Linked DNA regions of Homo sapiens: region 2 is linked to region 1. The links are chromatin loops, found by intact Hi-C in ENCODE. Cell type or tissue: heart right ventricle. All regions are shown on one strand. Links, peaks and the distances in the headings refer to the core of each region. The heading gives the core; the rest is flanking DNA.

Region 1 (15,184 bases), core at 6,015-8,514:
ATCCTCCTTTAGCTCGGAGAAGTTTGTTATTACCTATCGTCTGAAGCCTTCTTCTCTCAACTCGTCAAAGTCGTTCTCCGTCCAGCTTTCCTCTGTTGCTGGCGAGGATCTGCGTTTCTTTGGAGAAAAGGCACTCTGATTTTTAGAATTTTCAGCTTTTCTGCTCTGGTTTCTCCCCATCTTTGTGGTTTTATCTACCTTTGGTCTTTGATGATGGTGACGTACAGATGGGGTTTTGGTGTGGATGCCCTTTCTGTTTGTTAGTTTTCCTTCTAACAGACAGGACCCTCAGCTGCAGGTCTGTTGGAGTTTGTTGGAGGTCCACTCCAGACCCTGTTTGCCTGGGTATCACCAGCGGAGGCTGCAGAACCGCAAATATTGCAGAGGAGCAAATGTAGTTGCCTGATCGTTCCTCTGGAAGCTTTGTCTCAGAGGGGCACCCAGCCGTATGAAGTGTCAGTCGGCCCCTACTGGGAGGTGCTTACCAGTTAGGCTACTCGGGGGTCAGGGACCCACTTGAGGAGGCAGTCTTTCCATTCTCAGATCTCAAACTCCGTGCTGGGAGATCCATTACCCTCTTCAAAGCTCCGTTGGAAATGCGGAAATCACCCGTCTTCTGCGTCGCTCACGCTGGGAGCTGTAGACTGGAGCTGTTCCTATTCGGCCATCTTGGAACCTCCCCTTTTCCTCCCTTTCTTGATTCTTTGTGGTAAAGCTCTATATTGTGCCATTTTAGAAGCTGTATACTGTGCGCCTTGCACTCCAAAAGTGAATTCCACTTGTTCTGTGTAGCCAATGCTGAGCTGTAGTGAACCAACAGTAAGGCTGACTGTAGGCAGCTTTTATCTACCAACACACTGTTGAAAAAAAATCGTAAGATTTTCTACAGTGCTGATAGAAATGTACTTGCCAAGCAGGCTGTTTCTTGTCCCCAGAAAGCTGAAATTTACATAATATACGAGTGACACATACCTGACACTTCCATAAGTCTATGACACCAGATTGGCTTGAGGTAAATTATTCTAAGAAGTGAAAAGTAAACCAGCTCCAGAAACTTTTGGGTTTTCTTTTTTTTTGAAGACCTGAAAGGTGTGGATGTATGACAGAATGGGAAATAGTGTAAGTATAATTTGGTAGACAAGGAGACCTGGATGATGGAAGCTCCTGAGTTTACTTTGTGAATTTGATTTAGTTAGTGAAAATCCTTCACTTTCAGGCTTCAGTTTTTTTGTTTTGTTTTTTTTTGTTTTTTGAGATGGAGTCTTGCTCTGTCGCCCAGGCTGGGGTGCAGTGGCGCGATCTCGGCTCACCGCAAGCTCCGCCTCTCAGGTTCACGACATTCTCCCGCCTCAGCCTCCCGAGTATCTGGGACTACAGGTGCCCGCCACATGCCCGGCTAATTTTTGTTTTTTGTATTTTTAGTAGAGAGGGGGCTTCACCGTGTTAGCCAGGATGGTCTCGATTTCCTGACCTTGTGATCCGCCTGCCTCGGCCTTCCAAAGTGCTGGGATTACAGGTGTGAGCCACCGCGCCTGGCCTCAGGCTTCAGTTTTGTATTGATTAATAAGAGAAACATAGTGAAGTGGAAAGAGCACTACCCTAGAAGGAAAAAGAGCTGCTTATTCTTCTAAGTCCTCACTCTATAACCCTGGGCAAATTTCTGAAATATGGGCTTCAGTTGCCTCATCTATGAAGTGGGTTTAATAAAGCCTTACATGATAATAATAATAATATAATAATTATATATTATAATATGCAGTTTTTACTAAACTAATACCATGTCTCAGCTACTACAATTCTTTGAGATGGGTACTATTATTATTGTTATCTCTGTTTTATAGAGGAGGAAGTGGATGCTCAGAAAGATTAAAATAGCTTCTTCAAGTTCACAAGCTGTTAAGTGACAGACTCAGGAATCAAGCCTCATCTGCAGTATTATAGAGTCCACTGTTCTCTACTGCCTCCAAGCCACTTTACTGCTTAATGTTGCTAGAGGGCTAACCAGATCATATTTGGAGGTTTCTTCTAGCTATAATTTCTACTATTTTTGAATTCTCCCTTATGAACTATACTTTGCAAGCTTATCACACAGCCTTAGCTGGTGACCTCAGTTTACTGCCATTTAAATGTTTAATATGGCCTTTTGGGGGATGCAACTAGAGCTGACTATAAAGAGCAGGAAGCATGATTTTCAAAAATATGTTAACGGTATCCTTCCATCTTACAGTTTCGAGTTCACATCTTGAGACTTTCATATATTTAGCCGTGGGTGATTTACCTTTAAACAGTGATAAAAGTACTCCTTGAAATTGTATTTGGAAGGCTTCTCTTCTGATTTTCTTCTCTGGGTCTGCTTGCCCTCTCACCTATGCTGTCTGTCACTCCTTGGTTGTTGGTGTTTTCAAACAAGTCCATGACTGTTCCAGCAAATCTGGATAAACTGTAAAACACAAGTGGCTGAACAGTACTTTGTGTATGTCTGCAAGACCATGAGCTCTGTAGATCATATTCCTCTGGACACTCTTGAAAGACGGATACTAAATCCCAGAGGATTTTCTTTTATGTTGTATGTAACCTCTACCTCTGAATGTTGTCCTTCAACCAGTGGAAGGTAAAAGAAATTAATATTTAGAGGTGCTACTCTAAGAATAGGCCAAATGTCAGCACTGGGTCAGGACCTCTGAAGAAATACATCCAAGAAAATGGGCGAGAGTAGCTCTAACTTAGAAACCACAGCAGAGTGTGACCAGATTCTTGTGGTAAAGATAAAATGAGAAATGTGGCTTTTTGAGACATTGGAAAATAATGATGAGAGAAAAACAGGATGAAATCTGAGAATTTGTATCAGAATTGGGAACCATTCTTCACAGGCTAAATTGATAGTTCCAACACTATGGCATCAGGGAGCTTGACTTCCACATACTAATATAGAAAAGAATAATATTCTGTGGTCTTGGTTGGTGGGCCCAGGAGAGCTCGCTTTTATGATCAAGTGTCTTGTTTTCGTTTTTTAAAGGATGATTTTAGTTTTTTGGTGAAGTTTTTATGATGACTGTTTTGGTTGCAAGGGAAAGAAGTACACAGACTACCTTTGGTTTATTTTAAGGATACGTGAGAATATGCAGCATTCATTTGTGAATTATTCATTCACAAATTACTTTTGGGCACCTACTCTGTGCCTGTGTGTACTATGCAATGGGAATAGAGCAGTGAGCAAGACAAATAAGGTACCTATCTTTATGAACCTAGTGTTTTAATGAGGGTAATAATCAATAAACAAGCAAACTGATGGGGATGAGAATAGCTAATAGTTAATAAGCACTGTGTGCTAGGCACTGTTCTAAGCATATAATATCCATTATTTTATTTAATCTTCACAGTTCTATATAAACAGGGTATTAGTATTATCCTCATTTTACTCATAAGGAAATTCAGGCTATAAAAGTAACATTCTCATGGTTACATAGCTGGTAACTGTAACAAGACAAATAACAAGAAAACAGCCAGAGTAAGGTAATATATAGTATGGACAGGGAAGTCCTCTTGGAAGAGATGACGATTGAGAGCTCATCCCATCAGAGAGCCAATAACTTAGCTCAGAGGGTGATGCACCTTTTCTTTGTCCACCTTGATTATCTAAGTAAGCTTCCTGTGTCCAAAAATGATCATTTGATTGATTTTATTTGTTGCTACTGAGAATGGAGTACCCTTACTAGGCAGTGTTCTTAGGACCCCCTCATGGGTAACTGGCCTCCCTCATGCTCTGCTCCTATTTAACCAGTGAAAGTAAATAAAATAATTCATCATCAAAAGTATTTGTGTTCTACACTACATAGTATAAATATGGAGATGGAAATCTTTGTCAGTTTTTAGAAAAGGAGCATTAATAATTTCATTTTGATACATGTTAATCATCAGAATTAATTTTGATTCAAATAAATCCATAAAATATGAACTTCATTAATTCATCCTTGGAGAAAAAAAGAGATTCCAATAGTGCATACCCGTTTTTTTTTTCTTTTTTCTTTTCTTTTACTTTAAGTTCTGGGATACATGTGTAGAACGTGCAGGTTTGTTACATAGGTAATAGTGCATATTCCTAAATAACTTAAAACGTAACTCTAATGAAAACAATCCATGATTATAAAATATGTATCATTTCTTGTTATTTTTTTTTTCAGACAGGTGCTTTAAGCCCTATGAAAAGATGACCCACTTCTTTCCTACATAATCTATAACAATCAGGGCATAAACATTCATTCTAAAGGTGACAGATTTTTTAAGGATCATTCACCATCTAGAGTTTAAATAATGTTGTTTGGGGTTCTTCTTGTGTCCATGGTAACAGAGGAGCAGGTGTGAGGCAACAAGAAGCACATCAGAACAAACCAAGACTTCGCTGATTTCCAGCTTGTAGCTCTGAATGAGAGATGGACTTGAGACTTCTTTGGGCCATTTCTGCTCATGTTTTCTCTACTTATTTACGTTAAATTGAGCCAAAATGTGGTGTGGTAAAGTAATGGTGACTAATCCTATTATAGACTTCTTCAAAAGGGGTAATGCTTCCCCCTTTACCCACCCCCTCCCCTGACTTTTTTCCATAGTTCAGTTCTTAGCTGTTAAACATTGTAACAGAAAATTACCCGTTTCTCATTGTCAGCATCTGGTTTCCCACAGACTCAGATAATTGTCAGGAAGAGATTTGCCTTCAGTTAAAGCAACCCTATCCCCACTGTTACTAGGCCAGGCACCTCTGTTAGACCATCATAGAACCAAATCTATAGAGGATTCTTTCTGGCTCTTTTCTGTATTACTAGAGGTATGCTATAGCAAAAAGACTACAGGGAGCCATGGTGGTGAGTTAAGAGTCAAAATCTGTTTTGAAACTTAAAAATCCAGGGTCATTGAGGATGCAAGAAGTTGCCTGTTTTTGTAGAATCCATCTCACTTCTTCAGTCCCTTTGTATTATGGTTACAGGAAACTATCCAGCAGCACTTGACCTGGTAATGGAGGAAGCTATTTCACAGCCCACTGGTCCCTTGACTCGTTTAGAAGTCAGAGTCAAAGGTTACAGAAGTAATAATTGGGCCCAGATTCTCCCTGTCAGGAAAGACCTTGTTCCCCCCACCCCACCCCCTGCCTTCTACAAGTTAAGAGAAACTTATCTGTTATAAAACCATTCAATAAGAGGAAATGAAGAAACACCATCCTTGGCTGAAGTGTTCTCAAGCCCCAATGATACTATTTCTGTTTTCATGGGAGCTGCTTTTGCAGCTAGCTAGTATAAAATTTAGGTCTGATTTTTTACATTAAAATATCTCCCCTTAGATAAATAACTTGATTTATTTCAATCTATAAATAATATGAAGGATCTTTATTTGGTCCAAGCCCTGATATTCCTTCACACCACCACTCTGATAATTCCCTGAATACTTGTCTGGCAATCAAGTACACTCACACGAGTCTTAATTAACAAGTGTTATGCCATTAGCAATGTAAAGTCAGTCATCAAAAGTTAAGAAACTAGGCCAGATTATAGGCTCACACCTATAATCCCAGCACTTTGGGAAGCCAAGGTGGGAAAATCACTTGAGGCCAGGAGTTTGAGGCCATCCTGGGCAACACAATGAGACCCCTGTCTCTACAAGAAGAATAAGAAGTTTAAAAAGCTTTACTTCACCAGCAACAGAACAATTTAAAATTTTCAGTGCTTTTAATTTCTTCCATAATTTGCTCAGAACTCTAGCAGATCAATCTGTGGTGCCATTGGCACAGGCTTGGCACTGGAGTAGGAAAGAATGACACAATTTGGCACCTTTAACCAGAAGATCTTTAATGAGCTGGCGTGGGGGTGGAGGGGACAGAGAGGAAGGAAGGACAGTTAGGATTTTGGCAGTAACACAAAGGTTCTTCTTCCCTGAGAAAAGTGAAATGAAAGTCAAATGAAGCTTCACTCTGCTTTTAGAATTTGCTAAGATGTTTGTCTGTCTCTCAGCTCCCGGCCCCCTTGCAGGTGCATCATTATAGTCAGTGACTTCTCCAAAAAACAAATTGTCTCTCAGGATCCTTCAGGAGGGGTCATATCTAACCAATTTCTTGTCTGAGGACATAATTGTGATTCCCTTCTTCAACTATCAGATGCAATGCTACCAGCACTGCAGAAACTGTCTTATCAGAAAGTGGCACAAATGTGTACATTTCTTCTAGGTCACAGTTCTAGTATTGCTGAGTTCTGGGGCTGCAACAATAGATAATACTACAATGAGAGATGTTTGGGAAAAGCATTGTTTCCTGGGTGGCCGTAGAAGCAGACTTGAAATCATCCCTTTGTCATTAAATAATATCAACAACAAATGTCTTTGTTGATGTCATTGTATTGTAATTTTCTAGGTCTAGATTATTGCTAGGGATGATAATACCTATCTTCTAGGGTTGTTATGCAAATCACATGAAATTACACATGCAAGATGTCTGGCTATATATAATTCATCTTCATTGTGTGTTGTTCTCCTTAAGCTCCACTTTTCTGGGATTTTTGTATCTCTGTGGATCTGGATAGTCTTCCTTTTCTCTCTCTTTAAATGGCATCAGAGTTGAAGATCTTGAGGACTTTTTAGTCTCTCTTTTGTTTTTTGTTGTTGTTGTTGTTACTGGTTTGTTTTTGTTTTTGTTTTTTTGTTTTTGTTTTTTTTTTTTGAGATAGTGTCTCACTCTGTCACCCAGGCTGGAGTTGTAGCACAAACATGGCTCATTGCAGCCTTAACCTGGGCTCAAGCAATCCTCCTGCCTCAGCTTCCCATGTAGCCATGACCACAGGTGCGTGCCACCATACCCAGCTAACTTTTTTTTTTCTTTTTTATAGAGACGGGTCTCATTTTATTGCTCAAACTGGTCTTGAACTCCTGGGCTCATGTTATGCTCCTGCCTCAGCCTCCCAAAATGCTAGAATTACAGGTGTGCGCCACTGTACCTGGCCTCTCTTACTTTCTATAACACTTCTTTCTTGCCCTGTATTTTGTGTACGTTTTTGGAGACTAAAACATTCAATGATTGCCTGCATGACTCTTAACCACTTCACTCATCATTTAGTTCATTCACAGAATAGCCTAAGAAAGCTTTTCTATCTTTGTTTTCTTTGCATATGCCATTTTCTCACTTCCTGTCTTTACCCCCTTTCCTCTAGATACAGAATTTTAAAACTCAAGGTGTAGTGGGAGACTTGAGTCAGTCAACTCTATCCAACTTGTGTTGTTCCCACTCTTAGCTCTAGCAGTACAGTGATGGGCTCAGGGTAATGAAAAGCAGACTTTCTCTGCTGAGGTCATTGCTCCTCATGCTGGCAGCCTGCTCCAGGAAGCTGTTTATCTATGCTTGCAGAGCCAAGCTCCAGCCTCTGAACAGTTGGAATGTATTGAGAAACCACAGAGCCCAAAGAGAGAACATTACACAGGCAGTTCCAGGCAGGGAGAGTATATTTACACCAGACAAACTGCAGCTTACATGTGTGGGGATAATTGTTCATCTGCACACTCTCATACTTTACCTTCTATGCAATCTATATACCCTCTCAAGAAGGTTTAACCAGGAGAACTTGTACTGCTATGTCCAAATTACCCTGAACATCCCCTAAAATGTCATAAGGAAAAAGAGATACTACAGAAAATTGATGTAAAAACTTTTTAAGATAGTGGTTTTTTTGTTTTTCTGAGTCAAATTTTATGTTTAGAATCTTAGACCATGTAAGCCTGATCACTAAAGCATTCAAAAACACTGTTTCTTGCATGGAAATGTTTTTCTTCATCCCTTTACAAAAATATTAAGTATTGTTATAGAGCTTCAAATGTGCTCTATATTAATAGGAATATAAGATATGGTCACTTCCCTGTAAGATGTAATCTGGTTAAAGAGGTAAAACTCATTGAATAACGAACAATTACAGAGCAATACAAGACCTTATATAATGGCATTAAGTTATATGGCCCAGTACACTGAGAATTGAGAGTAAGGAAAAATAATGGCTATTAGTTAAGTAAAATTAGTTGAGTCTTATAGAGGAGTTTGTCTTAATTTTGGAAAGGAAGGTAGAGTTTGGATAAACAAAACAGAAAGGAGACATATTTTGCAACATGAAAGCACCATAACATAGTGGTTAAGAACATGGACTTTGGAATCAGATAGGTCTATGTTAGAGGGCCTGCCACTTTCTGGTATGAGATCTTGGGCAGATTGCTTACCTCATCTATAAAATAGGGAGACTCATATATAAAATATAAAATTCCATGTTACATAATTGTTGGAATGATTAAATGAGTTAATGAAAGTAAAGTGCTTGGCATTTCACTTAAGATACAATAAGTGTTGAATTAATTAGTAGCTACTGCTACTACTGTTGTTCACTCATTCATTCAATATATATTTATTGAGTGCCTACGTCTTAGCGTTCTAGATACTAGGGATATAGCAGTGAAAAAAACAGACCAGAAATTTCAACTCTTATGGAGCTTCCATTCTGAAATTGTTTTCATTTTACCTTTTTAGAATGTGTGTGAATAATTTTGGACTTACATAAAGTTTAAAAAAATCTATATATGGAGTTCCCACATCCATTTCATACAGCTTCTACTAATGTTAACATTTCCTGTATCCATAATATAACTGCCAAAATCAAGAACTTAACATTAATTCAAAACTATTAACTAATCTATACGTCTTATTTACATTTTCACCTCATTTTTGAAGGGCAGTTTTTTTCCTGAGATAAATTCTAGGTTGGCAGCTGTTTTACCATTCCATTATCTTTTGGTTTCTACTGACTTTGTTGAGAAGTTGCTCTCAGTTTTATTCTTGCTTCTTTGAAAATAATCTTTTTTTAAATCTCTGGATGGTTTTTGGATATTTCTACTTGGTCTTTGGTTTTTGATAGTTTTAGTGTAATGTGTCTAGTTTTGCTTTTCTTTATATTTAAACTATTCGGTGTTCTTAGTGCTTCTTGAACCTATAGCTTGATATCATTTATCAGTCCTGGAAAACTCTCAATAATTAGCTCTTCAAATTTACTTCTGTTCTACTCTCTCTCTGTCTCTGTCTCTTTTTTTTTTTTGAGGCAGGATCTCTGTCTGTCACCCAGGTTGGAGTGCAGTGGTGCAGTCATGGCTCACTGCAGCCTCTACCTCCTGGGCTCAGGCAATCCTCTTGCCTCACTCAGCCTCCCAAGTGGCTGGGACCACAGTTGCACGCCACCACACTCAGCTAATTTTTTTTTTTTTTTTTTTAGAGATAGGGTCTTGCCATCTTGCCCAGACTGGTCTCAAACTCCTGGGCTCAAGTGATCCTCCTGCCTCGCCCTCCCAAAGTGCTGGGATTACAGACATGAGCCAACACGACTGGCCTCTACCCTCTCTTTACTCCTATTGGGATTCTAATTACACAAACATTAGACCTTTTCATAGTATTCTCTGTCTCTTATGCTCTTTTTTGCATTTTCTATCATTTTGTGTGGTTTTTTTTTTTTTTTTTTTTTTGAGACAGAGTCTCACTCTGTCACCCAGGCTGGAGTGCAGTAGCACTATCTTGGCTCACTGCAACCCAGGTTTGCCTCCCAGGTTCAACCCACTCTGCCTTCCTGGTTCAAGTGATTCTTCTGCCTCAGCCTCCTGAGTAGCTGGGATTACAGGCGCCCACCACCGTGGCTGGCTAATTTGTGTTTTTAGTAGAGATGGGGTTTCACCATGTTGGGCAGGCTGGTCTCAAACTCCTGACCTCAAATGATCTGCCTGCCTCGGCCTCCCAAAGTGCTGGAATTACAGTCATGAGCCACCATGCCCAGCCCATCATTTTGTAGTTTATGCTTTATTCTGGATATTTTCTTCTGATCTATTTTCCAGGTCATTAATTCTCTCTTCATTTCTGTGTAATTTACTATTAAACCCATCTACTGAGTTCTTAATTCTAATTATTGTATTTTTTTAGTTCAAGTATTTTTATTCAGTTTTTGTTTGTTTCCTTGCTAAATCTTGTCTTTCATTTGCTTGAACATAGTAAATAAAGCATGGTTATTACAAAGTCCATAATTTATTGTCTGGATACCCTGTGGGTCTGTTTCTGTTTTCTGTCCTATCCATTTTTTTTTTACTCCATTATCTTATCTTGTGTTATACTTTTTTTTTTCTCTAGTTGAGTTATGTAAATTGTGTATGAGTTATGTAAATTGAAAAACTATACAGATAATGTGAGGCCCAGAATGATGTTATCTTTCTTCGGAGGGGATTTATATTTGCTTTTGGCAGATGGCCTGGGCACTAGCAATCCTGGATTACCTCAATCCCATGAGGGTTTGAAAGGATTTGAATATAGATTTACATCTCAGGGAGGGCTGATTTTCAGTATAGCTCTGAGGAGTGCCAAAAGAGCTTTAGGGTTTACCAGAGTCCCAGCCCCCAACGTGGGTGGGTCCTGAACTCTATTTTTTTTTTCTTTTCTTTTTGAGACTGAGTCTCACTCTGTCGCCCAGGCTGGAGTGCAGTGGAATGATCTTGGCTCACTGCAACCTCTGCCTCCCGGGTTCAAGTGATTCTCCTGCCTCAGCCTCCCAAGTAGCTGGGATTACAGGCCTGCGCCACCATGCCAGGCTAATTTTTTGTTTTTAGTAGAGACGGGGTTTCACCGTGCTGGCCAGGCTGGTCTCGAACTCCTGACCTGGTGATCTGCCCGCCTTGGCCTCTCAAAGTGCTGGGATTACAGGTGTGAGCCACCGCGCCCAGCCAACTCTGATTTTTTATCTGCAAGCCCTAACAGTCATTTGAAAACTCAGGAACTTAACATTAATTCAAAATTATTAACTGCTTAGTGTATCAGTTGAATCTTCCAGAACTGGCAGAGGCCCCTAGAGCTACCAGTGATATAATAATACCTTATTTCTGAAGTGGTGATAAGTATAAATGATATTGTGAGATATCTGGTATGACAGTAATGTTATATGAAAATATCTGAGGTTTCTTTTTTTTTATTTTAAAGTTTTTTGTAAAGATTTGGTCTTGCTATATTGCCCAGGCTACTCTCAAACTCCAGTCCTCAAGTCATCCTCCTGCCTCAGCCTCCTAAAGTGCTGGGATTACAGGTGTGAACCACTGTGCCTAGCCAATATCTGAGATTTCTATTATTGAAAGAGTCACAGGTACTGTTAATTCTGCTATGCTTATATTCATAATAGAAGGAAATGCCAAATTCCAGTTAGAGGTTAGTAAAAATAAACATAAAAATTTCCCTGGCTCATGCCTCCCAGCACTTTGGGAGGCTGAGCAAGCAGATCACAAGGTCAGGAGATCGAGACCATCCTGGCTAACACGGTGAAACCCCGTCTCTACTAAAAATACAAAAAAATTAGCTGGGCGTAGTGGCAGGCTCCTGTAGTCCCAGCTTCTCAGGAGGCTGAGGCAGGAGAATGCCAGGAACCCAGGAGGTGGAACTTGCAGTGAGCCAAGATCACACCACTGCACTCCAGCCTGGGCAACAGAGCAAGACTCCATCTAAAAAAAAAAAAAAAAATTTCCCTATCCAAGTGTGTGGATCTCTTGAATTTAATCCATGGACCCTTCTGTTTAGAAACCCTACACATTGGGAAAAGTGGCACTAAATGCTCAGCTCACCTTTCTCGGTTTTATTCTCTCATAACTTGGCCTTGTCATTCTTCATTTGCCTTGGTGGCTCTCTGATGACTTCAGACAATTGTCTTTAATAATTTATCCATTTTTTTCTCAGCCAGAAGAGTTAGTCTGAATTACCTACTCTACTTTTATTGGAGGAAGAACTCTTTTAAAACTTGCATTCTGATGGAACATATTAATAATTAGTTGAAGTAGAAAATATCATACACTGCAAGGGATCATAAAGGAATCTAATTTGACTCATGGAGGACTAGTACAAGGTAAAAAGCAACAAACAGAAAATATATAATGAGGATAGGGCCAGTTTGTGGAAGGCTCAATTATATTGAAATAAGTAGAAAGGTAAAATGGCTGAGTGTGGTGGCTCATGCCTGTAATCCCAGCACTTTGGGAGGCCAAGGCGGGAGCATCAGCTGGGGTCAGGAGCTCGAGACCAGTCCGGCCAACATGGTGAAACCCCATTTCTACTAAAAATAGAAAAATTAACTGGGTGTGGTGGCAGGCGCCTGTAATCCCAGCCACTTGGGAGGCTGAGGCAGAAGAATTGCTTGAACCTGGGAGGCAGAGGTTGCAGGGAGGTTGCAGTGACCCAAGATCGCACTACTGCACTCTAGCATGGGCAACAGAGTGACAGAGTAAGACTCTGTCTCAAAAAGAAAAAAAAAAGGAAGAGGAAGAAAGGCAAAGACAGTACCTCATAAATGCTGAGAAACTCATTGTTTGGTCTTCTTTCAATTTTTAAAATTCAGTAACTATTTATTAAATAGTTATCATATGCCAATCACTGTGTGTCAGATATGGTCCTCAAGAAATTCACTGTCATGTAAAAATTAGATAGTGACACAAATACAATTAAAATAGAGCATTAGAAGTTCTGGACTAGTGAGTAAACTTTGACAGGAAAAGTGATTATTTATACGGTCAGGAAAGAATTCACAGAATAGTGACATTAATTTAGTTTTAAAGAATGTGTAGATAATTATCAGACAGAGAAGAGAGAATGGAACTCCGGGAAGCGAAGACTACTTGGGAAAGGAGTGGAAATAAAAAGTAGATCCCAAGTTTAGTGTGCCTTGGCAAAAAGAGGAAAGTGGATGGGAATGGAGATCATGTTGAGAAATGAAATTCCTCAAAAGAGTGGGACCAGCTTTTCTTCAAAGAGTCTCACTTTATACAAATTCCGTAGCAGTAAATGTTCTTGGCCGAAGCAACGGAATCTGTCTCTGGCTATCTTAAGCAAAGAGACTGGAGTGGAAAGATGTGTCAGTTGCAGTAGCTGCTTATGGATCAGACTGTTGTGGTGAGACCTTTGCCTAGTTTCCTGATGCTCAGCCTCCAAAGCTCCTTTGATTCCTGTCTGTTTTTCAAGTCTGATGGTTCAGCCACCTGTGGATTTTGTGAGCCACTAATAATACCCTTCCAGCAGAGCCCTTTTTTGCTTAAGATAGTGAGACTTGGTTTCTGTTGCTTGCAACCAAGAACCCTATTACTGTTATTAATTTTTTTGGTACATTCTTGAGTCATTTAGGAATGTATTAGTTACCAGATGAAACTGAATTCTCATAAATGTTATTTGGTAGTGACTTTTACTTTGTAGGGAAAAAGAGGTATGATTGGACTGTTATTCTTATTTACAGGTAATATTTAGATTTTGTTTGATGTTAACACTGTCCCTGGTAAATTTTTTTTTCTTCTCTCAAGCTTCAGTGTGATTCCCCAGGAAAATCTTGGAAATTGCCAATAGAGAAGATGTATTACTAAGTATCAGAAGTTTTCTTGGAAGGACATCTAATAAGTTTCCCAAGATGTGATTCTGCCTGTTCAGTAGTTGCTTGAGTGCTGATGAAATTCCCCCCAAACACTTCCTAATATATTATTGAAATATTTGAGATAAAGGAAAGCTGAACATATTAAAACTAATTTTTAAGTGGTGAGAGAAGTGGAATTGAAGTCTATTTGAGGAATTTGAAACATTTATCACCCACGGTTTTTCCAAAAATATACATTTGTGTCAGTCTGTCAAACTTTTTATCAAAAAAAACTGTGAATTATCCATTTAAAATACATTTTTATTACATTTTCTTCTGTATCTGAGAAATATGCCAGATGGTAGAAATTTCCTAGAAGTCTCTGACACTTACAGATTGAAAGATGAATGACGAGAAGACAAGAATTTGGGTATCCAGATTAATAGATAGAACTTTACAACTATTGACTTCTTATTTGCTCTTGTTGAGTTTTGAAAAGGAATTAGGCAAGGTAGATGAAAATAGAGATTCTTCTCCCTTCAGTACCCATGTGATTTAACACAGCCATAGAAGGCTCCAAGTTTTGGGGTGTGGGCACAATTTCAAAGATATATTTCTATTAAGCTTCTTGAGAGTGATATGAAGAAGAAACGAAGTATAGAGTCTCTCAGATGCAAAAATCACTTAGAGGTAGGCCATGTATCCATCCTTATCACACTTCACTTTTTCCAAGAACTACGACTGGCTTGTCTTTTATGGCTTTTTAAGAATCTAACTTCATTGTGTAATCAGCTTATTTCCTCTCCATTATTAATGCCCTAATTGGCAGGTTTTCTGACCCATTTTCTTTTCTGTGATGCTCTTCTAGATGTCTAAACTTTTCATATCACAACATGGATTTAGGTAGTTTTTCAGTAATAAAAGTTGGTGTGAATATGCAGTAGTATGTGGATTAATTAACATACATTTAACAAATGTTTATTGAAGGCCTACTGCACCCTAGACATGTAATAAATAAATAAACAAATAAATTAGTAAGGTAGCTTCAGATAGTGATAAATTCTATTAAGAAAATCAGGAGCCGGACATGATGGCTCGTGCCTATAATCTCAGCGACTTGGGAGGCTGAAGCGGGAGGATTGATTGAGGCCAGGAGTTCAAGACCAACCTGGGCAACTTAGCAGTACCTCGTTTAAAAAAAAAAAAAAAATTAGCCAGGCTTAGTGGCACACACCTATAGTCCCAGCTACTCAGGGGGCTGAGGCAAGAGGATTGCTTCAGCCCAGTGAACTGTGATCATCCCACTGCACTCCAACCTGGGCAACAGAGTGAGACTGTGTCTCCAAAAAAAGGAAATAAAGGAGGGCTTTGGGATACTGAATGACTGGGAGATGGAAATCTACTTTCAATAGTGTAGTCAGAGAAGGCCTCACTGAGGCTTTCTATTGCCATTGCTATTTTAGATACTTGCTTAAAGAAAGAGAGGTGGTCTTTTAAAAAGTATATTCTTGATTAAGATAATGGAGAGAGAAGAGGAAGAAAAAAGGGATATTACAACCTGTAGCTGTATAGGGGAAAGGAAGAGAAAAAAGATAGGGGATAGGGGATAGCAAAGCAAACTTTATTTGCTTTGTAGATAGCTGTATAGGGGAAAGGAAGAGAAAAAAGAAAAAGAGAAGCTTGAACTTTATTATTTGCTTTGTAAATAATTTGTGACCATTGACTTCCATTTCAAGGATATAATAATGATAGGAATTGGCTGGCAGGTACGA
Region 2 (15,184 bases), core at 6,483-8,982, 130 kb after region 1:
GATAATGCATATGAAAATGGTTTGCATAATTCTACACTGTCTGCAAATATGAGCCATCAGCACTATTAAAAGTGAGGCAATAGAGGATTGGCAGTGCACTGACAGTCTGGGAAAGTGGCGCACCTGCCTTCAGGCAGGAACTCTGTTATTCATTCATCAATAAAGAACAAAGGCTTGACAAAATAATCATGAGATAAGAAATAAGATCGTTTCAGCCACCCACTGGCTGGAGCTGAAGGAGAACTGTGATAAATTGTGCCTTTTGTTATGCAGGTGCCATCCCACCTGTGTCTGTGTGCCTTAAATGAAGGAAAGTAATAAAAGTAATAACAAGAGCAGGTACTGTTGATTGGATGCTTATCTATGCCATGTACCAGCACCTTAATTTACCATCTCTTCCTTTAAAAAAAAAAAGATTTTTTAATCCTCTCAAAAATTCATGATTAGCATTATCATTATTCATACCATTATTACTATTATTCACTGTCATTTTCAATTGGCTCGCCTAATGTCACATGGCTAGTTAGCAGAAGAACCAGGATTTGGACCCAGATCGGCTGATTCAGGAGCCTTGATTATTATTATTATTTTTTTTTTGAGATGGAGTCTCGCTGTGTCATGTTGCCCAGACTGGAGTGCAGTGGTGTGATCTTGGCTCACTGCAACCTCCACCTCCCAGGTTCAAGCAGTTCTCCTGCTTCAGCCTCCTAAGTAGCTGGGATTACAGGCATGCGCCACCAGGCCCAGCTACTTTTTGTATTTTTAGTATAGACGAGGTTTCACCATGTTGGCCAGGCTGGTCTTGAACTCCTGACCAAGTGATCTGCCCGCCTCTGGCTCCCAAAGTGCTGGGATTACAGGTGTGAGCCACCATGCCCAGCCTTAGCCTGTACTCTTAACCATTGCACTATGTAAGACCCACTTAGGTTTTAGGGCCTAACTGCCCTTTGTAGAGCTCTAGAGTTTTAAGGTAGCACCTCAGGCCTTCTTTCCTCGACTTCTCGTCTGGGTGAGAGCTGTTGAAGAGAAAGTTGGCTAAAAAAGGCTTTGTTTTTATAAATATTAAATATTGAGATTCCTTACAAGATTTTCATTTGTTATCTCTTTGAGACAGGGTCTCACTCAGTCACCCAGGCTGGGGCGCAGTGGTGCAATCATGGCTCATTGCAGCCTTAACATCCTAGGTTCAAGCCATCCTCCCATCTCAGTCTCTTGAGTAGCTGGGACTACAGGCGTGTGCCACCATGCACAGCTAATTTTTTCATTTTTATTTTTTGTGGAGATGAGGTCTCACTATGTTGCCCAGGCTGGTCTTGAACTCCTGGGTTCAAGCGATTCTCCCGTCTTGGCCTCCCAAAGTGCCGGGATTACAAGCATGAGCCATTGCGCCAGACCTAGATTTCTATTTTTTAAAATGTATATATATTAAAACATTTTTTTCAGGCCGGGAGCAGTGGCTCACAACATCCTTATTTTACAGGTGAGAAAACTGAGGCCTAGAAAAATTGTGCCCAGATAGGTATAATCCTTTGCCGAAGTCAGACCAAGTTCTTTTCTCTATCATGATGTGTCTCTGTAGTAAACTTTTGCCCCCCTAAAACAACATAAAAACCTTCATTCTGGCTTTAAACACCCCCCAGAAATAAATTTAAAATTCTGCCTCTTTTTCAAAGGTTGAGTGAGGTATATCACCATTGGGAGGGTGTGATGTTTTCTCTTGCCTTTAGTCACCATTAGGAGGGATTAAGGTTTATTCTCCAGTTTAGCTCTTGTGCCTGTTTAACCATTTCTGTTCAATTAAGAACAGGAATGGGTTGCAGGAGTTTGTAACAACACCTGCTTCTTGGAGGAGAATTATAACTTGGCCCTGAGTTGTCCGTTTCAAAGGGCCCACCCTGTCCTCCTGTTTCCAAAGAAAAACTGGAAGTGGTAACACCTGGTGGAGCTGCATGAGCACGTGAGTGGTGGTGCAAATTCTAGGCTGGAGTCACTTCTTTGATGGGCTGCCGGAGCCTTTGAGAGCTTATGGTGCCAAGATCCTGCTCTACATTCTAGTGTCCAAAACTGCCTTCCATTTCCTCAATAATGGGTAGGAAACTGTGTCCATGCCAGAGTAGCTAGCCCCGTTGCTACTAGAGAGGCTTTCTTTTCTCCTAGCACTGGTGCCTCCTTCCACAATGCATACGGCTGCCCACCCTCGCCATATGCAGCCTGTGTTTCATATCCTCACACTTTCTAAGACAGGACCTCCCCCAGAACAAAGCCTTGCCTTGGTCCTCCAATCCCTAATGGCCCCATCGTGATGAACAGACCCCCAAGGGTTCGACACAGTATAGGGGATTCTTATCAGACCAGGCCTGTGGTTTAAGCCACCAGTGGTGGTTCAGGATGGCCATGGTTAGCCTAAAAACCTGATCAGATTGCCATGGTATGTCCTACATGACCCTGGGTAGAATGTTGAGATCCTGGTTAGAAATGCCTGCATTTCTTTAAATCTTTACCTGCTGTATATAAACAGTTCCTGGAGAGTTGTTTTTGTTCATTTTAAACGTTGCCATAAAATTGTTACTGTGTCTGATTTAATACTTTGCCTAGAACAAAGATACTGCCAAATAGAAATAGACTAAATACATTTCTAGCTTGGTGTCTGGCTTAGTCATAATAAAATATAAAACTAAAGGGGCAGCCGGGTGCGGTGGCTCACGCCTATAATCCCAGCACTTTGGGAGGCCGAGGCGGGCGGACCACGAGGTCAAGAGATGGAGACCATCCTGGCCAACATGGTGAAACCCCATCTCTACTAAAAGTACAAAAATTAGCCAGGCATGGTGGCAGACACCTGTAGTCCCAGGTACTCGGGAGGCTGAGGTAGGAGACTCGCTTGAACTCGGGAGGCAGCGTTTGCAGTGAGCCGAGATAGCGCCACTGCTCTTCAGCCTGGCGACAGAGCAAGACTCTGTCTCAAAAAAAAAAAAACCAAAAAAAAACTAAAGGGGCTTTCTGCCCCCATTGGAACACACTGAAGATGCTCTGGGGAGTAATGAGCTGGCAAAGGGTAGTGTTCATAATGGCCCAAATACTTTACCCCACAGGTGTCATTCGAGGCCATTGCCTCTTATTCCTTTTGTAAGGTCATTTCCCATTCAGTCAACTAATTATCATTTCCCTCCATTTATAATATAAAACAACAGTGCTGCCAGAGGAGATAAAATTGAATAACACAGCCTTCTCTTCTTCTGGGGCTTTGCTTGACAGGAACATGGCCCTAGTAGGGTAGCAATCTTTCTGTGACATGTGATACCAACTGCTACATGGGGAGTGAAGTCGTCAGATGTCTTGCCTCCTTCTTCCCTTCCCCCACACTGTCCCTCACTCCCTTCCCCCTCCTCACAGAGTAGCACTGAGAAGTATTTACTCAGCTGTGGCCTGGTAACAAAGCCTTGGTGCCCCAGGGATTGGAAGGGGTGGTGTGGTCATGCCCCGAACTATCCATGTCCTTCCGAGCATCTCTTGGCAGAGCAGCCTGGCTGAGGATGAGTGTCATTTAGAGTGAGCCTTCACAACCCCTGCATAAAAGAACATAAAAACAATTGCAGCTGAAAATTGGAGAGTCCACACATGGGCTGTGGTATTCTCTGGCCTCTGTGGTAGTACTATTGAGATCATGCAGCCAACAAACTAGAGGCTGTTCAGTCCTCTGGGACTCCCATGGCTTGTAGCATTTCATTATCTTTAGCTCTTGTCCAGCACTAGCTCACTCAACCAACATATAGGCACTCACACAAATGAATTTAGACTGAGCCCCATTTCATCCCCCATAAATTTAGAGCTAAAAGTCTTTGACTTCAGGCTTTAGGGAAGGTTTTCTCTGAAGGAATGAATATATGGCCCCACTTCCTTCCATCTGGCACTCCTCCATGGGTATTCTTTAGTGACACCACTGTGATCCTGGCAAAGGTACCATTTCCCAGGAAGAGGAGAGGTATCCGATCTACAGCTATATTCCACCACAGTTCTGAGCAAATGTGGACACGCATGGTGGTCTGCAAGGAGGATGTAGAAATGACTAAGCTGCTCCCACAGAGCTTCAGAAGCAGGACTTGCCACAGCAAGAAGGCAGACCAGATGTCAAAAAGACATCCTTTTCCTACAAATGAGAATGAGTTAGCCCTTGAATATATTGGGAATCAATAATTTCTGACTAATTTTCTTAGCTAAAGTAAATTCATCTAACACTCTCTAGGATTAGAGTGGATATAACCAACAGAAGAATATTTTGAGTCAGGGCAGTGCTTATCTTGAAAGCAGTAGTATTCATGCTAGAGTTGTAACAGCAATAAAGTGAATTTCTGTGAAGTGAACCCTAGGCTTCCTTTGGTTTTCATGGAAAAATCAGTGACATGGCCTGGCGCAGTAGCTCATGCCTGTAATCCCAGCACTTTGGGAGGCTGAGGCGGGTGGATCACCTGAGGTCAGGAGTTCGAGACCAGCCTGGCCAACATGGTGAAACCTCACCTCTACTAAAAATACAAAAATTAGCCTGGCGTAGTGATGCATGTCTGTAATCCCAGCTACTCGGGAGGCTGAGGCAGGAGAATCGCTTGAACCCAGTAAGCAGAGGTTGCCATGAGCCGAGATTGTGCCACTGCACTCCAGCCTGGGTGACAGAGTGAGACTCTGTTAAAAAAAAAAAAGGAAAATCAGTGATACATTCTTATGAAAAGAAATATTCAAGCTGATTGAACTGAGCACTTGGTGCAAAGGCCAACAAGCCCATGAAGTGTAGTACACTGGTCATGGTTTATCATGTTTACTGACAGTTATAGTACCTAGCACGTAGGGGATTTTCCTTTTTTCACACTTTACAACTCCTGGTTTCTCCTCATACCCCTGTAATTTTGCAGAAATGCCTCCTGTGCCTGGAGACCCCCTATCTTTGTGTTCACACAGTAACCAGAACTTTTTCCCTATGAATTTTTATTTGGGTCACTGTGTGAGGCATGTTTTTATTTATTCATTCCTTCAACAGGTGTTTACTGCAATGCACCAGGCATTGTGCTGATTGCTTTAGCTAAGTTCAAAGATTCCTTAATTTCAGGACTTCAAGTTTTAATCAGTTAATAATTATAAAATAATGCTACCACTTATTGAGCACTTTGCTAACTTTTTTCAGAAAAGTGTATATGTTACCTCTTTTGATCTTTTACAACAATTCCATTAGGTAGGTACTGTAGTTCTTACACTTTTAAGACAAGGAAACCAAGGTTCAGGGAAGTTGTACAGCTTGTCTAAGTCATGCTGGTGGCAAGTAGTGGAGCCAGGTTTTTGAAGCCAGGTCATCTGATTGCAAAGTCAGAGTTCTGCACTAATACAACTGCCCTGCCCAACTACCCTGTGCTGTTTAAAGTGGCCTGCCTGAAGGGTACCTGTATGTTTAACTTAGATAGAAAATCTGTCAGTCACCTGGTGTGAATAATCCTAACATCAGAAGTCCTTCACAAACCAGCTGGATCCCACCTGCTAGGGTGGAACTTGCAGGACCTTCAGAGCCTGTGCTAGGCCTAGGTCTGAATCTCAGCCCTCTTCCTAGCTGTTTCCTTGAGAAAATGATTACACCTCACTGAGCCCTAGTTTCTTTATTTCTAAAATAATAATAGCAAGTACTAACAGATGGCCCTTACGATGGGTCAGACACTGTTCTAAGCACTTTACATTAACTCATAACAACTCTGCAATGTTCATACTGTCATTTCATAGATGGGGAAACTGAGGCATGGAGAGCTTAAAAGTCAAGTAACTTGAAGTCAGTGGCAAAGCTAGGATTTGGACCCGAACAATCTAACTCCAAAGTCCATGCTATTAACCACAATGCTATGCTGTGCTGCCTCTGGAGAAGATAGGATCAAGGGTGTAAAACACCTCTGGTCTGGAGCCAGCCACATAATTGGTGAGACTAGTGCAAGGCTTAGAAGAAGAAAGTTTAGCAGTCTGACCACCCACAAAAGGAGACACACAAATTTGTGGAGAGTGTTCTGATTTTGATCTTACACCAAAGCCTTATTATGTCTTTGCCTTTGAACTTGCAGGACCTACTGGCTGACACTCTTCTAATTGTGGGGGGATCTAGAGAAGGTGTCTACTGATACACAATACTTACCTCCCCTGCACCTGCCAGGTAGAAGAGTGGCTGGCAGGTGGGTGGGGATGAGAGACCACGGTGTGGCCACCAGCACAGTGGTCCCCCAGCCCATGCCCTCTGGCCTGAGGCTGCTGTGCTGGAGCCTCAGTCTTCCCTGTTGACAGTAATTAGAACTTTTCAGACTCGGTTTCTTACATGGAAAATCTCAATTCACTTGAATTGTCTCCTTGATCCAGTTCAACTGGAGCTATTTAGTTCCTGCAGTTAGTTTGGAGGGGAAAACAAGCTCTTAAGCCTCACACATTATAGCTGATAAGATCAAGGTGCTGACAGTGTTAGCTGGGTAGGCTTTGGAGCCAGACTGCCTGGGTTTGAATTCCAGTTCTACCTCTTAAGTGTGCACAATCTGAGTTTTTGTGTCTGTGAAATGAGGATAATAGTCGTGAAGATTAGTGAGGTGACATATGTAAACCCCTTAGAACAGTGCCTCCCCAAGACCAAGTGCTCAATAAATGTTAGCTGTGTTATTGTTAAGCCCCTCCTGCCATCAGCCTCCCTTCTCTCCCTCCCACCCTGAGATCTTGCTCAGGGAAGACAGGTCCCCTTCCTCTCCCCTACCCTGGACCCTCCTCTCTTTCCTTGCTCACCAGCTTATTTCATCCCTCTAAACTTTCTCATCCTCATCTGTGAAATGGGACTGGAAATAATGGAGTCTACTTCATAAGGTAGTATGCTGTGAAGGCTAAGTGAGTTAATTTTTTTTTATTTTTTATTTTTTTGAGGGGGGAAGGAGTCTCACTCTGTCACCCAGGCTGGAGTGCAGTGGCATGACCTCAGCTCACTGCAACCTCTGCCTTCTAGGTTCAAGAGATTCTCCTGCCCCCCAAGTAGCTGGATTACAGGCACCTGCCACCATGCTTGGATAATTTTTGTATTTTTAGTAAAGATGGGTTTTTGCCACGTTGGCCAGGCTGGTCTCGAACTCCTGACCTCAGGTGAACTCTTGCCTTGGCCTCGCAAAGTGCTGGGATTACAGGCGTGAGCCACTGCGCCTGGCCTAAGTGAGTTAATTCAAGAGCTGAGCACAGATCTCCATGGCTACTCACTCTCTTTACAGTTATTGCTGGAGCACAAAGGGCTGTGAGAAGGGCCTTTGAGATCTTGGACAGTTCTAAGAGCCAAAGGGCCCAAAATAGACAGGAGCATTAGGGTGAACTGGTGCCCAAATGCAGGCTGCAGAAGCTAGGGGGACTGCTACCTTGTTCATCATAATGGGGAGCCTGGAACAGAGCAGGCACATGGGAATAGGAAGTGAGTGGCCACTGCAGGAGAGTGTTCAAAACGGATTTGGCTCAGGCAACCCAACAGAGAACTTTCAAGGCAGAAAACTTTTAGGTGTTTAAGTGTCCAAACTCAGCAACAGCCAGGCTCATGCCTGTAATCCCAACACTTTGGGAAGCTGAGGCGGGAAGTTCAAGACTAGCCTGGGTGACGGCACGAGACCCCGTCTCTACAAAAATTTTTTAAATGCGCAGGGTGTGGTGGCATATGCTTGTAGTCCCAGCTACTTGGGAGGCTGAGATGGGAGGATCACTTGAGCTCAGGAGTTCGAGACTGCAGTGAGCTATGCCACTGCACTCCAGCCTGGGTAACAGAGTGAGGCCCCCATCTCAAAACTAATTAATTAATTAATTAATTAAAATTTAAAATAAAAAAAACTCAGCAACAAATACCTTCCTCCTCTCTTCTTCTCACCTCCAGAATTTGAAAACAGAACCAAAACAAACTCCCATTGTTTGATGTTACTAAGTTCTAGACATTCTGCTAAGCACTTTATAGACATCATCTCTCTTACACTTGACTTTAACCCTGAGAAGTGTCAGTGTCACTTGCATTTTACAGATGAGAAACTGAGACTTAGAGAGATTAAGCAATTTGCCCAAGATTACATACCTGGTGAATCGCAGAGCCAAAATTTGAATCCTAGCCTATGGAGCAGAAAGGGAACAAGCTCCCATATGCCTATCAGTGTTCTGATTTTGAAATAAGTCTTACCACTTATAGTTCTCTCAATACCCACTGTACAACAGCTGAGGAGTGTCTCGAAGTAGCAGAAATCATCTGCCCTTGACATTATCTGGTCACTACTTCAGTAGAATTAGAACTCCTCTCTCCACATCCCAACACAGAGTCTGCATGGAAGAATAATAATAACAACTAATAGAACTACTCTCTCCACAATTAAAAGTTGTTTATTTGCTTGCATTTTCATTAATCTCTTTATCTGACTACTGTCCTCACTTAACATTTAGAAGAGTCAAGTTCCAGAAGTGGTGAGCAGGATGTATTCTGTTTTTCATATTTTTAAGAGCTTTTGTTGTGTTAGAGAAGCACGCAGTGATTTTTGTAAATCATTCTTCTGTCCTTGGAAGCAAGTACTTGAAGTACATGAGTTAGAATAATATCAAAAACCTGAAGAGGGCCTAGGGTCTAGAAACCAGGAAGCTAATGTTGACTCCTAGCATTGTCTTTCTTAATTAAGTAACTCTCTCTCTCTCTCTCTCTCATTTTTTCATTTTCCTTCATTCTGTTATCTTCCCAAGGATATTTTGTAGGTAATTTGGGGGATAAATGTAAGTTCCTATGAAACACTCTGACTCTCCCTAAGAATGCTATCAGATATATCCACCAAAGTTTAGCCTAGAAAAGCACGATGATTCAAAGATAGAACTTTCCTTTATTTACTCCCTGCCCTGCCAGAAATCACTCTTCTCTTTTCTCTACATGGGGAGTTCTGGAGTGAGAATAAAGTGGGAACACATTAGACTCAGTGGATTTTCTCCCTTCCCTTCGCCTTTTTCCTCACCCCAAGCCTGAGACCACGAGTGGCAATGACTCCCTCCCTTGAAGAACAAGACCTCCTGCCAGGCTGTGCCCGAGGTCAGGCAAGTGGGAAGAGGAGAGTGCCACAAAACCATCTTGATCCTTTGACCTATATTGACGCTGAGTCTGTTCCTTTGGTGTTTCTGACTTTGGCAGTGTGGTTAGTCAAACTCTCTGTCCCCACCTTGAATTAAGCTTTGATGAAAAAGTACTAGGAACCCAGGCCTTTCCCTGGAGATTTGGGGTTTTTGTCTTGGAAAAGCATCAACCAAACTAACGGGGGCAGGAGATCTGGATTCCTGTGGCTTGGGCTAACTTAGGTCCAAAGAAACCAAGTGCCTGTGATCATCATCTTCATTCCCCAAATGTAGCCATGCCCTCTGGATTCCCTCCTCTCACTCATCCTCCTCCCAATTAGGCAGGCTTCCGGGTGGATTGCTCTCACTTTAGCATTACCAGGCCCTTCCATATTCGAAATGCTTTGATATATGATAATACTTACACATTCTTACTCCTTGGCTGATCTAAAATCTTTTGCCTTCAGTACATGCAGCAACAAAATAACTTAAGCATCAGTGTATTTCTTCTCCCTCAGGATCCTATAAATTTCTCTGAGATTCACCTCTCTGGGTTCTCTGCTGGACCACAGAGCCTCATCCTGGCTCACCTCTCCCAAAGCACAAAGCATTGCTTCTGTATATCAGGAATCATTTGGTTGCCTTGACTGTATATCTTGGACCTTTGTCTTGGCTTCCTATAATAGGATGACCAGATTTGTGTTCAGCCATTCAAAAGAAGCCAGCCTGCTGCAGTACTGGATGACAGAGTAATGAGGTCTGTGGGTTTCTATGCTGTACTCTTCTCCCTACACAGCAAGACTGTTTGCGTTAGTACTGCTTCCAGATATTCTGTGGATGGTCTTTGGGCATGTGGTGGGAAACGTTACCATGCCAGAGAATTTCAGCAAATTTAACCGGCTTTGAAATGACTTGTTCTTCCAGATTTTTATATACAAGGAAAACCAAACTAAAGAAGACTGATGAAGGTGCCTCTCTTGTTTGCTCTCTTCACCCGACCAATTTTCATACCAGTGAAGCTCCTTTGGTCAAAATGGTGTAACTGGATGCCTCCCACCCTGGAAAAGCTTTGTAGAAATACTGATCTTAAAATCTCACACCTGGAGGTTAGAGACTAGCATACCCTTCACACTGACTTGCTTTTAAAAGAACAGCTCTACCAAGACCAGGTCTGAAACTCATGAAATGAACAAAAAGAGGGCAGTGACTTGAAATGCAGAGACCTAATGTGTTCCTCTCCATTTCCACTTCAGATTTGCTGACCATGAAAGAATATCACTGTTTGCTGCAATTACTGTGTCCTGATTTCCCGCTGGAGCTCACTCAGAAAGCAGCCAGGTACGTCTCCTGGACTCTTGAAACCAACTCAGCTCTCTGTGGGCCACTGCTTCCTAGAGAAACCTGGAGTGTATACAAATGAAAAAAAGGAGCATTTAGGGAAGAAACTGGCAGTGGGAGAGGGGTCTATTTGGGATGTGCCCCAAAACATAATACATTCTGCATTTCCAAAGGGAAGCGAAATGATCCTTTGTGGTTTCTGTGGGGAGCCTCAGGGTCTGAAGATAGAGTTGGAGGGTGGTGAGATGAAGAGGCAGAAAAAGCCCAGACCCCTCCAATACCCCCACACACACACACCCTAGAGGATATTCTGAGAAAAGAGGGGCTGCATTTGTGTGTTTTCACGCTACTGTAAAGATACTACCCAAGACTGGGTAATTTATGAAGAAAAGAGGATTAATTGACTCACAGTTCCGCGTGGCCTCAGGAAACTTACAATCGTGGTGGAAGGCAAAGGGGAAGCAAGGACCTTTTTCACATGGTGGTAGGAGAGAGAAGTACAGACAGGGGAAATGTCAGACGCTTATAAAACCATCAAATGTCTTCAGAACTCACTCACTATCACAAGAACAGCATGGGGGAAACTGCCCATGTGATCCAATCACCTTCCACCAGGTCTCCCTCTCAACACCTGGGGATTACAATTCGGGTTGAGATTTAGGTGGGAACACAAAGCCTAACCATATCAGGGGGCAAGGGTTGGCAGTGACTTGTGATGAAGAGAGTTGAGGTTGGGGACTGGAAGGGCATAAAGGTGATAAAGCCCCAGTTGAAGGAAAGGCACATTATATTATTTATGCCAGAAGAAGGTTTTCAAGATCAGTCCAGAACCAGGACTTGGCAGAAATAGTTAGAAGCCCCTAATTTCTGTGTTGGGTTTCACCATCATTCACAATTTTTAACCACATGAGGTAATTGGACTATGCCTCAGTTAACTTTTACTTACTTAACTCAAAACCTGAGCTAGGCCAGACACGGTGGCTCACGCCTGTAATCCCAGCAGTTTGGGAGGCCAAGGCAGGCAGATCCCCTGAAGCCAGGTATTCAAGACCAGCCTGGCCTACATGGCGAAACTCCATCTCTACTAAAAATACAAAAAATTAACCAGGCACGGTTGCGCTTGCCTGTAGTCCCAGCTATTCGGGAGGTGGAGGCAAGAGAATTCGCTTGAACCTGGGAGGCGGAGGTTGCAGTGAGCAGAGATCGTGCCATTGCACTCCAGCCTGGGCGACAGAGCAAGACTCCGTCTCAAAAAAAAAAAAAAAAAAAAAAAAAAAAAAAAACCTGAGCTAGGGTTGCAAATGGACGTACAGCAAAAATCATGTTTATCGAAGAATGCCTACCTTCCCTATATCATACTGAATGCATTTACCTTCATTGTTCTATTTAAATTTGTTTACCTTAACTATCTCACCTAATCCTTGTAAAAACTGTTACTTCCCTTTAAAATGATCCTTTGTGGTTTCTGTGGGGAGCCTCCGGCTCTGAAGACAGAGTTGGAGGGTGGTGAGAGTATTAGGCAAACAACAAAACACACACACAAATACATACCCACACTCCCACACACACCCCTAGAGGATATTCTGAGAAAAGAGGAGGCAAGGGTTGGCAGTGACTTGTGATGAAGAGGGTTGCGGTTGGAGACCAGAAGGGCCTGAAAGCAGCTGGGCGTGGTAGCTCATGCCTGTAATCCCAGCACTTTGGGAGGCCGAGGTGGATGGATCACCTGAGGTCAGGAGTTCGAGACCAACCTGACCAACATGGTGAAACCCTGTCTCTGCTAAAAATACAACAATTAGCCTGGCGTGGTGGCAGGCACCTGTAATCCCAGCTACTTGGGAGGCTGAGGCAGGAGAATCACTTGAACCTGGGAGGCAGAGGTTGCAGTGAGCCGATTGTGCCACTGCACTCCAGCATGGGGGACAGAGTGAGACTGAACGTCAAAAAAAAAAAAAAAGGGAGCATGAAAGTGATGAACCCCAGTTGAGGGAAGGGTACTGTTACTGCTCACTTCACTGAAGTGGGAACTGAGGCTCAGACGGGTGACAATGTTGTGCGAATATACTGATAGCTTGTAAGTAGCAGTGGCAGAACTGGAACCGCAGTCAGCCTGAATCCAGAGATGGGGGATCGGGAGCACAAGGAGTCTCTTCATGCTCCCACCTCCCTGTGTCATGGCATCATTTCTGCTTTGTGGTTTGACCCACTGAAAACAAAGCTGCATTGGCTGCACTGCACCAAGAATCACCTCGCTCCTTTTGAAATGTGCCAACCAGCTCCTCTATTGACTTGGAAGATGGGAACTCCATTGCTCCCAGTGACAGACACCAGCCTCACGGTGGGGCACGGTGTTTTGCAGCTAACAGCTCATGACCTACTTTTGCTGGTCATGTGCAAAACCTGTTTAGTGATCACACATGCAAAATTTTGTAGGTTTTTTTCTCCCTCATTATTCAGTGGATAATTTTCTTTCCTGATGGCAACTGGCCACTGGTAAAAGCCGCAGTTCAGGTTTTATAATTTTAATTTATCTGCTATCCAAAGGAGATTTGGATATTTTTTTTCTTCACTGAAAAAAAAAAAGTATGGGAGATTATCTCTTGTAATTTAAAAGCAGCCAAATGGAGTTAGCTTTAAATTTCCATGATCGTTCCCCTTTGGGCAGAAATCATTTTATTAAAAACATTTTTGTTTGTTTGTTTGTTTTCTTTGAGACAGAATCTCACTCTGTAGCCCAGGCTGGAGGGCAGTGGTGCAATCTTGGCTGACTGCAGCCTTCACCCCGCCTCTCCCTGGGTTCAAGTGATTCTCCTGCCTCAGCCTCCTGAGTAGCTGGGATTATAGGTGTGCACACCATGCCCGGCTAATTTTTTTTTTTTTTGTATTTTTGGTAGAGACGGGGTTTCACCATGTTGCCCAGGCTGGTCTCAAATTCCTGACCTCAAAAGATCTGCCCACCTAGGCCTTCTAAAGTGCCTGGGATTACAGGCATGAGCCACCACAGCCAGCCTGGGCCCAGATTGTTTTAAGGAATATTCAGCCCCAAAATCTGGGGAGATAAACTCAGCATCCTTAAAGACCGAACTTAAGGCCGGGCACGGTGGCTCACGCCTGTAATCCCAGCACTTTGGGAGGCCAAGGCAGGCGGATCACGAGGTCAGGAGATGGAGACCATCCTGGCTATCATGGTGAAACCCCATCTCTACTAAAAATACAAAAAAATTAGCCGGGCGTGTTGGCGGGTGCCTGTAGTACCAGCTACTCAGGAGGCTGAGGCAGGAGAATGGTGTGAACCTGCAACAACTATATCCTATATTCATTTGTTCATTTGTTTATTCATCAAATGTTTCTTTTTAACAGCTTTTTGGGATACAATTCACATACCATACACTTCACTCATTTAAAGTATAAAATTCAATTGCTTTTAATATATTTCCAGAGTTGTGCATCCATTACCACAGTCCATTGTAGAATGTTTTCATTACCCTAAAAAGAAATCCTACACCCCTTAGCCATTACTCTTCAGTCCCCACTCCACCGTCTTCCCCAACCCTAGGCAACCCCTAATCTACTTTCTGGCTCTGTAGATTTATCCACTGGGCATTTCAAATAAGTAGAATTGAGGCCAGGCACAGTGGCTCATGCCTGTAATCCCAACACTTGGGGAGGCTAAGTGGGGAGGATTGCTCAACATGGTGAAACCCCATCTCTAACAAAAATACAAAAACTTAGCCAGGCGTGGTGGTGTGCGTCTGTGGTCCCAATTACTTGGGAGGCTGAGGTGGGAGAATTGCTTGAGCCTGGGGGGCAGAGGTTGTAGTAAGCTGAGATTGTGCCACTGCACTCCAGCCTGGGCAACTGAGTGAGACTCTGTCTTTAAAAAAAAAAAAAATCAAATAAGTAGAATTGTATATGTGGTCTTGGCCAGGCATAGTGGCTCACGCCTGTAATCCCAGCACTTTGGAAGGCTGAAGCAGGAGGATCATTTGAGGTCAGGAGTTCAAACCCAGCCTGGCCAACATGGTGAAACCTGTCTCTACTAAAAATACAAAACTTAGCTGGGCATGGTGGTGCACATCTATAATCCCAGCTACTCAGGAGGCTAAGGCAGGAGAATCACTTGAACCCGGGAGGTGGAGGTTGCAGTGAGCCGAGATCATGCTGCTGCACTCCAGCCTGGGCAACAGAGCTAGACTCTGTCTCAAAAAAAAAAAAAAAAAAAAAAAAAACCACGACCAGGTGCAGTGGCTTACGCCTGTAATCCCAGCAGTTTGGGAGGCCAAGGTGGGTGGATCACGAGGTCAAGAGATCGAGACCATCCTGGTCAACATGGTGAAACCCCATCTCTACTAAAAATACAAAAATTAGCTGGGCGTGGTGATGCACGCCAGTAGTCCCAGCTACTTGGGAGCCTGAGGCAGGAAAATCGCTTGAACCCAGGAGGCAGAGGTTGCAGTGAGCCGAGATCGCGCCACTGCACTCCAGGCTGGTGACAGAGTGAGACTCCATCTCAAAAAAAAAAAAAAAAGTGTTTTTTTTGTGACTAGTTTCATGTTTTAGGTTGGTGTAAAAGTAATTGTGGTTTTGCCATTATTTTCAATGGCAAAGACTGCAATTACTTTTGCACCAACCTAATAGCACAATGTTTTCATGGTTCATCCATCTTGCTGTATGTATCAGTACTTCATTTCGCCAAATGTTTCTTGAGTGCATATTTTGTGCCGGGAGCTATTCTGCAAATGGGGAT

What was found. Hi-C counts contacts between places; a loop is a spot of excess contacts. Peaks named below come from ENCODE experiments on the same cell type or tissue, not always from the same donor. Only the 100,000 strongest peaks of a DNase experiment are listed, where the experiment ranks them.
Region 2: a loop joins it to region 1, with 2.0 times the contacts of the local background. A loop is called at or near these places in 5 of 110 quality-filtered maps.

What each region holds. Positions count from the first base shown.
Region 1 is chr11:46,997,502-47,012,685 of GRCh38, forward strand. All of the region lies in intron 2 of CSTPP1 (centriolar satellite-associated tubulin polyglutamylase complex regulator 1), which reads left to right. LOC124902670 (a long non-coding RNA gene) reads left to right here and starts at 1,475. Exons shown (of 2, transcript XR_007062665.1): 1 at 1,475-11,924; 2 at 13,366-13,598. RefSeq lists a silencer at 7,299-7,378 and an enhancer at 10,599-11,099. In heart right ventricle, for the core only: no CTCF peak of the experiment used is centred there; a DNase peak (open chromatin) is centred at 7,350; H3K27ac peaks cover 2,413 bases.
Region 2 is chr11:47,127,293-47,142,476 of GRCh38, forward strand. CSTPP1 (centriolar satellite-associated tubulin polyglutamylase complex regulator 1) reads left to right here. Exons shown (of 9, transcript NM_024113.5): 4 at 10,353-10,437. It overlaps LOC124902671 (a long non-coding RNA gene), which reads right to left and starts at 9,584. Exons shown (of 2, transcript XR_007062666.1): 1 at 9,525-9,584; 2 at 1-3,566. In heart right ventricle, for the core only: no CTCF peak of the experiment used is centred there; no DNase peak of the experiment used is centred there.